Regions from separate parts of the Homo sapiens genome. Here regions 2 and 3 are each linked to region 1. Evidence: chromatin contacts called from ENCODE Hi-C or POLR2A ChIA-PET data. All regions are on one chromosome and are shown on one strand. Each heading gives the region's core, a stretch centred on a gene start or an enhancer-like site at or near the end of the contact. The rest is flanking DNA. Distances are from core to core; before and after follow the strand shown.

Region 1 (3,777 bases), core at 460-2,959:
GCCACCACGCCTGGCTATGTTTAATTTTTTGTAGAGGCAGAGTCTCACCATGTGTGCCCAAGCTCTTCTCAAACTCCTGGGCTCAAGCAATCCTCCCACCTCGGCCTCTCAAAGTGCTGGGATTCCAGGTGTGAGCCACCGCGCCCGGCCCTGGACCAGCTCCTCGAGGAATCATTTTTCACTCCTCTGCATCGTTTGGGTGGGTGTGGGGGTGGACACGCCTACCACACAGGCAGCTTCAGGGTCCCAGAAGGTCAGTGGCACCCCAAGGGACCCAGGCCGAGGGTAGGGCCTTTTCAGGTCACAGGTGCTCAGAGGCAGCAGAACAGGACCTAAACCCCGAGCGCTCAGGAAAGCAGCCGGCGTGAAGCCACATCGCTGGGGGGCCAACGCGCCGGGCCAGGTGGGCAGAGCCCTGGTCACTGGTCGTTAACGTGCCTGCCATCTGGGTCCAGACACACTGCCCTGTACGCCTGTCACCTCTGCCTCCATGTGGGCGAAAGTACCTAGGTGCCGAGGCAAGAGACTGAAGGCACAAACTGTTTCAGTATAATAAAGAAAATAGTTGGAATAAGATTAGTCATAATACAAATTAGATATAGAGATGATCATGGACAATTATCAATCATTATTATAAACATTATTAATCATTAGCTTTTAATATTACTCTTTGTTGCATTTCATACTCCTCCTGTACTCCTGGTTCCTCTTTGAAGTTCGTAGCAGATAGCGGTAAAACAAATAGTGAAAGTCTTAAAGTCTTTGATCTTTCTTATAAGTGCAGAGAAGAAAATGCTGACGTTTGCTGCCTTCCGTCTCTGCTTCGGCTACCTAAAAGGGAAGGGCCCCCTATCCTGTAATCACATGACTTACTTCACCTTGTCAATCACTGAGAAGATTCACCCTCCTTACCCTGCCCCCTTGTCTTGTATGCAATAAATATCAGTGGGCCTAGCCCTCTGGGACCACTACTGGTCCCCGCGTCTTGATGGTAGTGGTCCCCAGAGCCCAGCTGCTTTCTCTTTCTCTCTTTATCTTGTGTCTTTATTTATTACAATCCCTCATCTCCACACACAGGGAAAACACCCGCTAAGCCCCGTAGGGCTGGACCCTACACCTCCACACTGCCAGGATCCTGATGGACGTCCTCAGGGGCCTGCGGCGTCCCAGGAGCCCCAAACCCCAAACCCTTCCTCTGGGCTCTAAGTCCACAACTGTCAGACACCTCTGGGTCCCAACCACTTGCCCTTCTGCTTACAGGAAACTGGCTCCCCCAGGGGCTCTCCCAGGGGCCAGCCGTCCTGGGGGAGGGGAGGGGCGGGCACTCCACTCTCCCTGGGGCTGAGACCACCCGGCCCACCCCTTCTCCCCTCTCCCCTGCTGTACACAGGCAGCTCTGGCCCTGCCTGGGGCCCCTCCCACCACTCTCCTGGCCCCCTCCTTGGCCTCAGCTCAGGGGCCCTGGTTGTGTAACATCTTCTCAGATTGCAGCAGCTTAGAGGTCTTAATGTGACAATCACCAGCTTCTAATCCGAACACAAAGGCCGCCCCTGAGCACCCACCCCGCCCCGACGACCCTGGCTGGAGCCGCTGCAGAATTCCGTCAGAACCCGCCAGGCCGGAGCTGCTGCGGAAGGAACGGGGCCAGAACCCGCCTTCCTCCCCACACACGTGCTCCTCATTGCTCTTTCCGCGTGGCTGCAGGCCTCGTCAGAGCCTCCGGCTGGGAGGTTGGGACGGCGTGGAATTCTCTGCGCGTCTCTTACACACACCTGACCACGGACACTCAACGCCGTCACATGGCCGTTGGGGGAGCTGTCTCCGGGGCACCAAGGCTGGTGGCCTGCCTCACGCAGATTCGCCGCGTTCTCCTGCGTCGGAGTCACTCGGAGTCTGTGTTAACCCGCGGGCTGCGAGAACACGGCCTGCCTGGATGCGATCGGGTCTCATCAGATTTTCCTGCTGTCAGGTAGAGAAATCTAACAGGTTTCCGGCTTGTGAAAACTCCTGGCCTCCCAGCCACCACGCAGTGTGGGTTTTCCTCATGGCAGACAGGCAGTTCTTCGGGCCAGCTCGGGCCAGCCAGGTGTCTCACCGGCACCTGCTTTGCCTGGCTGTGTTGTATTTCACATATCTAAAGGCACAAAAGAAAAGCCTGAGGGGGATCTAAGAAGCCCCTCTCCCCATTGCTGGATAAACTGGAGGTGAACATGGCAGGGCAGGGCAGCAGCGGAGACGGCAGGACCCAGCCACGGAGCTCCAGGAACAAGTGCCCACGGCTGGCAGCAGGGCTGTCATGGGCAGGACGTGCCCGGCACTGGCCTGCTCCGGCCCAACGGTCACCGCAGCCTCCTGGAGCCGGACCCCCAGGGAAGAGCAGCCGCAGCCTCTTCCTCCTCCAACAGTCCTGGACTGTGTCCGCTTCCCCAGTCCCCAGAGGCCCAGCGGAAGGCAGTGTGGATGCAGAGGTCTTGCTCTCCCAGGGTCCAGAGGGCACTAGGGGGAGGAATTCCTCCTCCCCCCTCTGCAGGCACTACCAGCGGGTGTCCCTCAGCAGGCAAGGCCAGGCCTCTGCAGCCCCACAGCCCATGCTGAGCCCAGATCCTCACGGGAAGCCCGGGGCTCTGGGCTTTTCCCTGTCACCCGGCTGGCCTCTCCAACAACAGGAGTGAGCATTTAGACCACGACCAGGGCCGGAGGTCCTTAGGAAAGCAACGGACCCCAGCTCTGAGAATCACAAGTCCCTACCCAGGGTGGGACGTGGGGTCGTGCGGCCAGCACGGGCAGAAGCTTGAAAGCCCCCAAGTCACCCCTGGGCCAGCAGCAGCCACCCAGGGCAGGAGGGCAGGTGCACAGCCAGGGTCAGCGGGTCAGCAACTCACCCTGGCCTGCAGCCTACCCAGCACGGACCATGTGCCCAGTAGCAGAGCTAGAGGAACAAGCAGAAAAATGGCCGGCCCCCAACCAGAGGTCAGAGGGAAGGGCAGGAGCCGCCGGCTGACCTCGGGGGACGCGGGCACACGCTGTGGGGCTTCGTGTCAGGCACCCATGGGGCCTGGGGTCTGCTCTGTGCAACAGATACTGTCGGGCTGCCCATGGGTACCCAGCCTGGGATGGCAGAACAGTGGCCAGAGCCCAGGGACAGAGCCGGGCCTTGGCCAGTGAGGCAGGACAGCCCCAGGTGCCCCCAGGCACAGCAGGAAGTAGCCCAGGCATTGGGCGGGACCCACTGGCTCTGCTGGGCCAGCATGAAAGTGCCCCTGATTTGTGCCTTCAAAGCATGCTGGATCGGCTGGACGCAGAGGCTCGGGCCTGTAATCCCAGCACTTTGGGAGGCTGAGGTGGGAGGCCGCTGGAGGCCAGGAGTTCAAGACCAGCCTGGGCAACACAGGGACACCTCATCTCTACAAAAAAAAAAATTTAAAAATTATCTGGGCATGGCCGGGTGCGGTGGCTCATGCCTGTGATCCCAGCACTTTGGGAGGCCGAGGCGGGCAGATCATGAGGTCAGGAGATCAAGACCATCCTGGCTAAGAAGGTGAAACCCCATCTCTACTAAAAATACAAAAAATTAGCCGGGCACGGTGGTGGACACCTGTAGTCCCAGTTACTCGGGAGGCTGAGGAAGGAGAATGGCGTGAACCCGGGAGGCGGAACTTGCAGTGAGCCAAGATCGCACCACTGCACTCCAGCCTGGGTGACAGAACAAGACTCTGTCTCAAAAAAAAAAAAAAAAATTATCTGGGCATGATGGCTCACACCTGTACTCCCAGCTAC
Region 2 (3,777 bases), core at 1,278-3,777, 110 kb after region 1:
AGCAGACGGTCCCCCCACCCACTGCCATAGGGGGCCCAAGGGCCTGCTGAGGCCCAACTGGGTGACACAAGAGGGGACAGGAGGGGACATGGTACCAAAGAGCTTACTGTCCAGGAAAGACCACAGGACATCCCACAGGCACAAGAAACCCAATCTGCAGGCTCAGCTCAGGGAAGCTTCATGTCAGAGGTGGGCTTTGGGGAGGCCGGGAGTGAGGGGGCCTGGCAGGAGATGTGAGCAGGGGTGCGGGAGGTGGCCCTGCTGAGTGCTTTGACCTGACAGGGCAGAAGCGATGGAGACGGGGCCTATGTGTGGGGGCAGCTGAGACCCCACAGGATGGGCAGAAGGCTGGACGGAGGGGCCAAGTTCAGACAACTGAATAATTTTAACAGGAAGCCACATTTCAGTTCCATACAAATGTGACTCCTTGGTCTAAAATTTGAGTTACCTGAAGAAAGGATGGTTTTCCCTTCTGCTTGCTTTTTTTTTTTTTTTATTTGAGATGGAGTCTCACTCTGTCACCCAGGATGGAGTGCAATGGCATGATCTCGGGTCACTGCAAGCTCCGCCTCCTGGGTTCAAGAGATTCTCCTGCCTCAGCCTCCTGTGTAGCTGGGACTACAGGCGCGCACCACCATGCCCGGCTAATTTTTATATTTTTAGTAGAGACAGGGTTTCACCATGTTGGCCAGGCTGGTCTCAGACTCCTGACCTCGTGATCTGCCCGCTTTGCCCTCCCAAAGTGCTGGGATTACAGTCATGAGCCACCGCTCCCCGCCCCCTTTTGCTTTCATGACATGGGGGAGCCTGTGGCTGGAGCTCCTCACACAGCCCTGCCCATCCCCAGGCCCTGCCCACACGTCCCTTCCTCACAGGCCAACCCACCCTCCGAAGGGACCTCAGGCCAAGAGGGCTGTGGGGGAGTGGGGTGGGCATGCCTGGGGCACAGTGGAGACCCGGGAGGGGGCGGGGCTCCCCGTCAGGCCGAGGAGTGGCACCTGGTTCCAAGGACCCCCTGCAAGCGCCTCATGCTTTCATCCTCGACACTCGCCTTGACACTTGCAGAACGAAAGCAGCACGTGCCTACTGATGGACGTGCCTCACGCCCACTCACCCCTTGGGCAACGGTGTAAACCAGGGTTGTTTACCCCTCCCCCGAGAGCCGGCTGCACAAATGGCCACGTGACGACGATGCGCTGAAAGTGACTAAGAACTGGGAGAAGGGGACGGGGACTCAGGGCAAGCGCCGCACGGCAGGACCCACCTTCAGCGTCTCCACGTAGGCCTCGTTGATGTCCGTGAGCCCCAGGCGCAGGGGAATGAGAAGTACCAGGGGTCTCCATGGCGACGGCCTGTTGGTGACCTCAGCTCCGGCAGGGAATCCGTTGCAGTGCCGGTCGGAATCTGCAGGAAACGCAGTGGCGCCTGCACAGGGAACGCTGGTCCTGCACAACCTTCCTAGAAAGGGAGACATGCTTTCACTAACCAAGCAGACCTGTGCAAAAGTGCTCCCACAACAAGCAAGCAAATGATGACTGTGTAACAGAAAAAGGGCGGTACAAAGCCAGGTGCTTACAGTGAAATTCAAACTTGGAAAATATAGAAAAGCGTAAGAAAATTTTTTCATAATCTTGCCACCCAGAGAAAAAAGAAATAGTTTCTATGCATACTTAATTCAAGAGTTTTATTGTGAAATAAAGCACACACACGAAACAGTGCAAGAAAAAGCCACGTGCACTTGAGAGGAAAATCACAGAAGTACCCACGCAGCCTGCCAGCCTGGCTAGTGCCAGCACAGCCAGAACCCGCTCCCTCCGGGCCTCCTCAGCAACGCCTTTCCTCGCTTCCACCCCTTCTGCCTACACACACCCGTGAGTCAATGGTCCGGAGGACACATCAACCGGAGGGTGCGGTGATGGGAGAAGACACTCCGGGAGCATGGAGCATGCCCGGCGTCTAGATCGAGGTTTCTCAACACCACTCCCCACTCAGAGGAGCCAGGCTGATTCCAGGGCCAGGCAGGGAATGTTCAGAGGTGCCTGCAGCATCTGCTTAACCCAGAACATAAGGGAGGGCTCAAAACATAAACGAAAAACGCCAGAACACGGCAAAAGACACCACCAGACTGAGGTGGCCACCGGCCAAAGGTGGAACCGTCAAGCATCAAAAAGATGGACAGTGACAGGTGACAGTGACAGTGACAGGTGACAGTGACTGACAGGTGACAGACAGGTGACAGGTAGCACACTGCACACTAAGTGATGGGAGAAAAGGCGGCTCTTCTCAGAACGCCAACCAATAAACGTGAAAGGAAAGGACAGGCTAGAAAAACCACCATTATCAGGCAGGAGTCACACAGCTCACCAGGACATGCTCAGTGTCACCACTGGATTATTCATTAATTACAAAGGAAAAAAGACACCATCTCCGGGGATCTGACATAGTGTCCCACTGCAGGCCCCGGATGGGAGAGCAGAGGACACTGCCACCCAGAGGCTACTCTCAGCCACAGGCTCAACCCAAGCCCAACTGTGAGGAAGCAGACAAATCCAGCGTGTGGGATGGTCAGCTGACCTGAACTCGTCAAAAATGCCACAAAGCAGCAACAACCACAACAAAGAGGCAGAACCTTCTCAATTAAAGACTAGAAAGACATCACAACTATATACACACAGCACCGGACCCTCAACCAGGAACACAAATCAGCGGCACGGGTTGTTCCCTGGACAGCAAGGGGCCAAGACGGACCCTGGTGAGTCGTGGCGTCACCTCTTTTGTGGTGATGAGGCTGTGTGGCTCTCAGGAACACTCTCATTCGTAGGAGGCTTGCTCATAAAAACCAAGCGTGTCAAAACACAATTGGTGGATCTAGGTGGAGGGTTTGTGGCCATGACTCACTGAACTTTTTTGTAGGACTCAAATTTCTCAAAACAGACAGCTGGAAAACAAGGATTCTGAGACAGAACTTTTTAAATTTCTTTTAGAGACGGGGTCTCACTCTGTCACCCAGGCTGCAGTGCAGTGGTGCAACCACAGCTCACTGCAGCCTCAAACACCTGCACTTAAGCAATCCTCCCGCCTCAGCCTCCCGAGTAGCTGGAACAACAGGTGTGGGCCACTGTGCCCCCTGACTTTTCTTTTTTGAAGCCGATTCTCTGTTGTCCAGGCTGGAGTGCAGTGGCATAATCTCGGTTCACTGCAACCTCCGCCTTCTGGGCTCAAGCAATTCTCCTGCCTCAGCCTCCCCAGTAGCTGGGATTACAGGTGTGTGTCACCACGCCCAGCTAATTTTTGTATTTTTAGTAGAGACGGGGTTTTGCCACATTGGCCGGGCTGGTCTCGAACTCCTGACCTCAAGTGATCTGCTCACCTCAGCCTCCCGAAGTGCTGAGATTACAGACATGAGCCATGTGCCTGGCCTCATTTTTCTATTTCTTATAGAGAGGGAGTTGTCCAGGTTGGTCTCAAGCAATCCTCCAACTCAGCCTCCCTGAGAGGTGCGATTATGGGTAGGAGCTACCACGCCCAGCCTTAAGGGAGTTGTTTGGGTTTCTGTTTGGTTTTTGAGACAGGGTCTTACTGTGTCACCCAGGCTGGAGTGAAGTGGTGCAATCATGTCTCACTGCAGCCTCAACCTCCCAGGCTCATGGGATCCTCCCACCTCAGACTCCCGAGTAGGTGGGACTACAGGTACATGCCCCCATGTCCGGCTAGTTTTTTTGTTTTGTTTTTTTGTAGAGATGAGGTTTTACCATGTTACCTAGGCGGCTGGTCTCA
Region 3 (3,777 bases), core at 729-3,228, 85 kb after region 1:
AATTAGCCGGGCGTGGTGGTGGGCGCCTGTAATCCCAGCTACTCAGGAGGCTGAGGCAGGAGAATAGCTTGAACCCGGGAGGTGGAGGGTGCAGTGAGCTGAGATCGCGCCACTGCACTCCAGCCTGGGGGACAGAGCAGGACTCCGTCTCAAATAAAATAAAAGCAATAAAAGTAAATTAAAAAGGAAGAAAGGGCATAACTGGTAATAACAATATAACCCATATCCTTCCAGAACCCCAAACTGAATTGGGGAGGCTTCAGTCTGGAAAACATAAAGCTACTCTAGGTATGCAATGATAATATAATCGCGAGCTTACACAAATGCTGGGAGTAAAGTCCGGGAAATTGTTGCCAATGACCTCAGCCCAAAGCACTGAAGTGGGTGGTGGTCTCAAGAGCTCATGGGGAAAAAACCAATGCAAACTCAACACTTAGAAAGCTACCAGCAATTTCTTGGTCTACATCAGAGGCAGGTGGTTCTGAAAACAGAACAGCTTTGAATTTCATCTATATTTCTGGCTGAGGGTGCCTCCCAAGAATAATCGCCTCGAAAGGTAAGAGTGCCTCGTCTGGTAGACTGTAATCCAGGGCTACACAGATGATTCTGGGAAATGCAGTTCCTACCATTTCTTCTGCTAAGCAGAGAAAGTGATGTCTAGCTGACAACTGACAATATGGCACATATAGATAGTAGTATTTTAGATATCTAAAATAACAAAAAGTCTCACCTGAGAAATGTCCAGGCAGCCTGATATCCCTAAGATAACAGCAAACACTACTGAGCGCTTTCTAGATACCGGGGACACTTCGCGGGACTTTTTCCACCTCTCTATGGCAGAGACAGTTTTTCCTATTATCATCATGACCCACATTTCAGAGGAGTTGGAGGCATGGAAAGAGGAAACAACTTGCCCGTTCCCTCTCCGTGCTATAATTTGTATACATCATCTTTTAAAACGGACTTTTCGGCCAGGCGCGGTGGCTCACGCCTGTAATCCCAGCACTCTGGGAGGCCGAGGCGGGCAGATCACGAGGTCAGATCAAGACCATCCTGGCTAACACGGTGAAACCCCGTCTCTACTAAAAATACAAAAAATTAGCCGGGCGTCGTGGCGGCCGCCTGCAGTCCCAGCTACTCGGGAGGCTGAGGCAGGAGAATCGCTTGAACCCGGGAGGCGGAGGTTGCAGTGAGCAGAGATCGCGCCACCGCACTCCAGCCTGGGTGACAGAGCGAGACTCTGTCTCAAACAAACAAAAACAACAAAAACACACACACGGACTTTCCAGAGCCCTGCAGTTTTGCGCTTCAGGGACAACAGTGAACATTTATCGATCCCATGGTTCTCCTACAATTGCCACGTGGCCAGCGTCTACACAGCCCCCCATCCTGCCCCTGCTGTCAAACACAGCGTTTCCAGAACGCAGTCGTGCTGGGCTCCAGGTGAGCTTTGGGAGGAGCCCCGGCTGAGCCCCTGCACTGGGCCCCGCGCTTCGGGAAGCATCTCGCTCGTTCGTCTCGCGCGCCGCGTGACCGGAGCCCTCACGCTGGCAGCGGGCACCGCAGGGCCCTGAGAGTCGGGCCCGCTGCGCGCAGCCAGGGGCCAACGAGAGCCGACGCTGGGCGGGCAGCGTCCGGGAGCCCCTCCGACCCTGCGCTCCCCTCGTCCGCGCCCTGACCCCGCGTCTCCGGCCGTCCAGCCCGCGCCGCGTCACCTCCCCTCCCGGAGCGAAGGGCCCTGCTCGCCCGAGGACGGAGGCCCGCACGGGACACGGGGCCCCAGTTTCCGCCCCGGAAGCCCAGGACACGGCTCCAGTGGCGGCGCGGCCCAGGGCGCAGGCGCGGGTGTCGGTCCCACCGCGCGTCGTCCTCGCCCCGGCCCCGGCCAATCCCTTCGAATTTGGCCGAGGCCGGGAAATACTAGCTAATCACGGCGCGCGCTGTTGACGCCGGCCAATGGGAGCTCCGGAAGGCTGCGTGGAGACGCCAGCGGCGGGCGGTGGACAGTCATGGCGGCCCGGCGCGGGGCTCTCATAGTGCTGGAGGGCGTGGACCGCGCCGGGAAGAGCACGCAGAGCCGCAAGCTGGTGGAAGCGCTGTGCGCCGCGGGCCACCGCGCCGAACTGCTCCGGTTCCCGGGTGGGTGCGCGCGGCGGGGGGTGCGCCGCGGCCTTCGGTGCCTCTGCCTTCCCAGGGGCTCTTTGCTCCGCTTCGTTGTCTGCGGCTGGCGTGCTGTGAACTGTGCGGTTTTTATTTTGAAAGACGGGCTTTCCCTGTGTCGCCCAGGCTGGAGTGCAGTGGCGCCATCTCGGCCCACGGCAGCCTGGACCTCCCGGGCTCAAGCGATCCTCCCGCCTCAGCCTCCCGGGTAGCCGGGAACATAGGCGCGCGCCACCGCGCCCGGTCCACGCTGCGTGTCTTTAAGTGCGGGGTATGGTGATGACTGACGTGTAAACCCGCGCGAAACCGTGGTGTCTCCCCCAAAAGTCTCCTCCAGCTCTTTTGTAATCCATGTCTCGTTTTTGTGGGTTTTTCTGGTGTTGTGTTTTGTTTGATGGCTGTTCGCGCTTTCAGGGGTTTTATAGCATATATTTAAAAGTTTTCAAGTGAAGCATTGACCTTAATCTTTGGCCACCCAGTCCACAAATTTTATAAATGCTTTCTTTGAAGTCTCTACTTTCTACCCGAGTTCTTTTTTCCTAAAGCATTTTTCATCCCAGCTTGTTTGCAGATTGCTGTTATTGCTCAGAGAAATTCCTTTGGCTTCCGCAGAAGATCCAAGCCTGTCTAGAGATTTAGTAAAGTAAAATTCAACGTGAGACTTGAGTCCGGGAGAAATTCAGTCCAAACTATATTGTAATATAGAGGGAAAGCCTGATCTCACTTGCATTTTGTGTGTTTCTCTTTTTTTCTAGAAAGATCAACTGAAATCGGCAAACTTCTGAGTTCCTACTTGCAAAAGAAAAGTGACGTGGAGGATCACTCGGTGCACCTGCTTTTTTCTGCAAATCGCTGGGAACAAGTGTAAAAACCATTGCACACTGCTCCCTCTGCCCTTGCCACTTTCCTTCCTCCTGAGATTCAGTGAACGCAGCACTCGATTCTGAATGACAGTGACAGTAGTGCTGGGCCTGATGTTCTTCTGTTTAGCAGTCCTGTGGGCAGAGGTGGTGAAGCGCCCTAGTTCCCAAAGGGCGCTAATGAATGCTGTTTCGTCCTCCTGCTCCCCACACCCCATAACTAATAGACTTCAGTTTTTCGGGTTTTTTTAGACGGAGTTCCGCTCTGTCGCCAGGCAGAGGTGTGATCTCGGCTCACTGCAACCTCCGCCTCCCAGGTTCAAGCGATTCTCCTGCGTCAGCCTCCCGAGTAGCTGGGACTACAGGCGCGCCCCAGCATGCTCAGCTAATTTTTGCAATTTTAATTTACTTTATTTTTAAATTTAATTTTTGTATTTTTAGTAGAGACAGGGTTTCACCATGTTGGCCAGGATGGTCTCTCTTGACCTTGTGATCCACTCGCCTCGGCCTCCCAAAGTTCTGGGATTACGCAGGTGTGAGCCACCGTACCTGGCCCTTTTTTTTTTATTTTTAAGACAAGGTATTGCTCTGTGGCCCAGGCTGGAGTGCAGTGGCACCCGATCATGGCTCACTGCAGCCTCAACTTCCTAGGCTCAAGCAGTCCTCCCACCTCAGCATCCTGAGTAGCTTAGGGCCATAGGGGCATGCTACCAAGCCCGGCTAATTTTTTTTTTTTTTTTTAATGTAGAGTCAAGGT

Evidence for each region. A loop is a pair of places that touch in the nucleus more often than their neighbours do. ChIA-PET counts read pairs that join two places held with the same protein, here RNA polymerase II (POLR2A). Pooled maps may share reads with other maps.
Region 2: a pooled map shows a loop between it and region 1 (2.3-fold over the local background). The contact joins two enhancer-like sites. A Hi-C loop is called at or near these places in 1 of 50 pooled maps. POLR2A ChIA-PET finds 5 or more read pairs at or near these places in 2 of 52 experiments (activated T-cell and common myeloid progenitor, CD34-positive).
Region 3: a loop to region 1 is called in a pooled map, with 4 times the contacts of the local background. The contact joins the promoter of DTYMK here to the enhancer-like site in region 1. A Hi-C loop is called at or near these places in 1 of 168 maps with a recorded cell type or tissue (natural killer cell), 1 of 37 single-sample maps with no recorded cell type and 3 of 50 pooled maps. POLR2A ChIA-PET finds 5 or more read pairs at or near these places in 10 of 52 experiments (BJ, CD4-positive, alpha-beta memory T cell, CD8-positive, alpha-beta memory T cell and 7 more).

Annotation. Positions count from the first base shown.
Region 1 is chr2:241,769,388-241,773,164 of GRCh38, reverse strand. No RefSeq gene overlaps it. Among named protein-coding and RNA genes, the nearest start is that of GAL3ST2, 5.5 kb to the left of the region's middle. RefSeq lists an enhancer at 1,490-2,402. Within about 2 kb of position 1,709, at least 4 of the 41 ENCODE cell types and tissues checked have a DNase peak (open chromatin) inside an H3K27ac peak, as active enhancers do.
Region 2 is chr2:241,664,326-241,668,102 of GRCh38, reverse strand. ATG4B (autophagy related 4B cysteine peptidase) reads right to left here. Exons shown (of 13, transcript NM_013325.5): 8 at 1,265-1,458. Among named protein-coding and RNA genes, the nearest start is that of DTYMK, 21 kb to the left of the region's middle. RefSeq lists an enhancer at 2,014-2,619. Within about 2 kb of position 2,527, at least 4 of the 41 ENCODE cell types and tissues checked have a DNase peak (open chromatin) inside an H3K27ac peak, as active enhancers do.
Region 3 is chr2:241,685,016-241,688,792 of GRCh38, reverse strand. DTYMK (deoxythymidylate kinase) reads left to right here and starts at 1,978. Exons shown (of 5, transcript NM_012145.4): 1 at 1,978-2,139; 2 at 2,916-3,024. The coding sequence starts at 2,010. It also overlaps a transcript of ING5 not described here. RefSeq lists silencers at 1,489-2,018, 1,769-2,031, 2,079-2,388.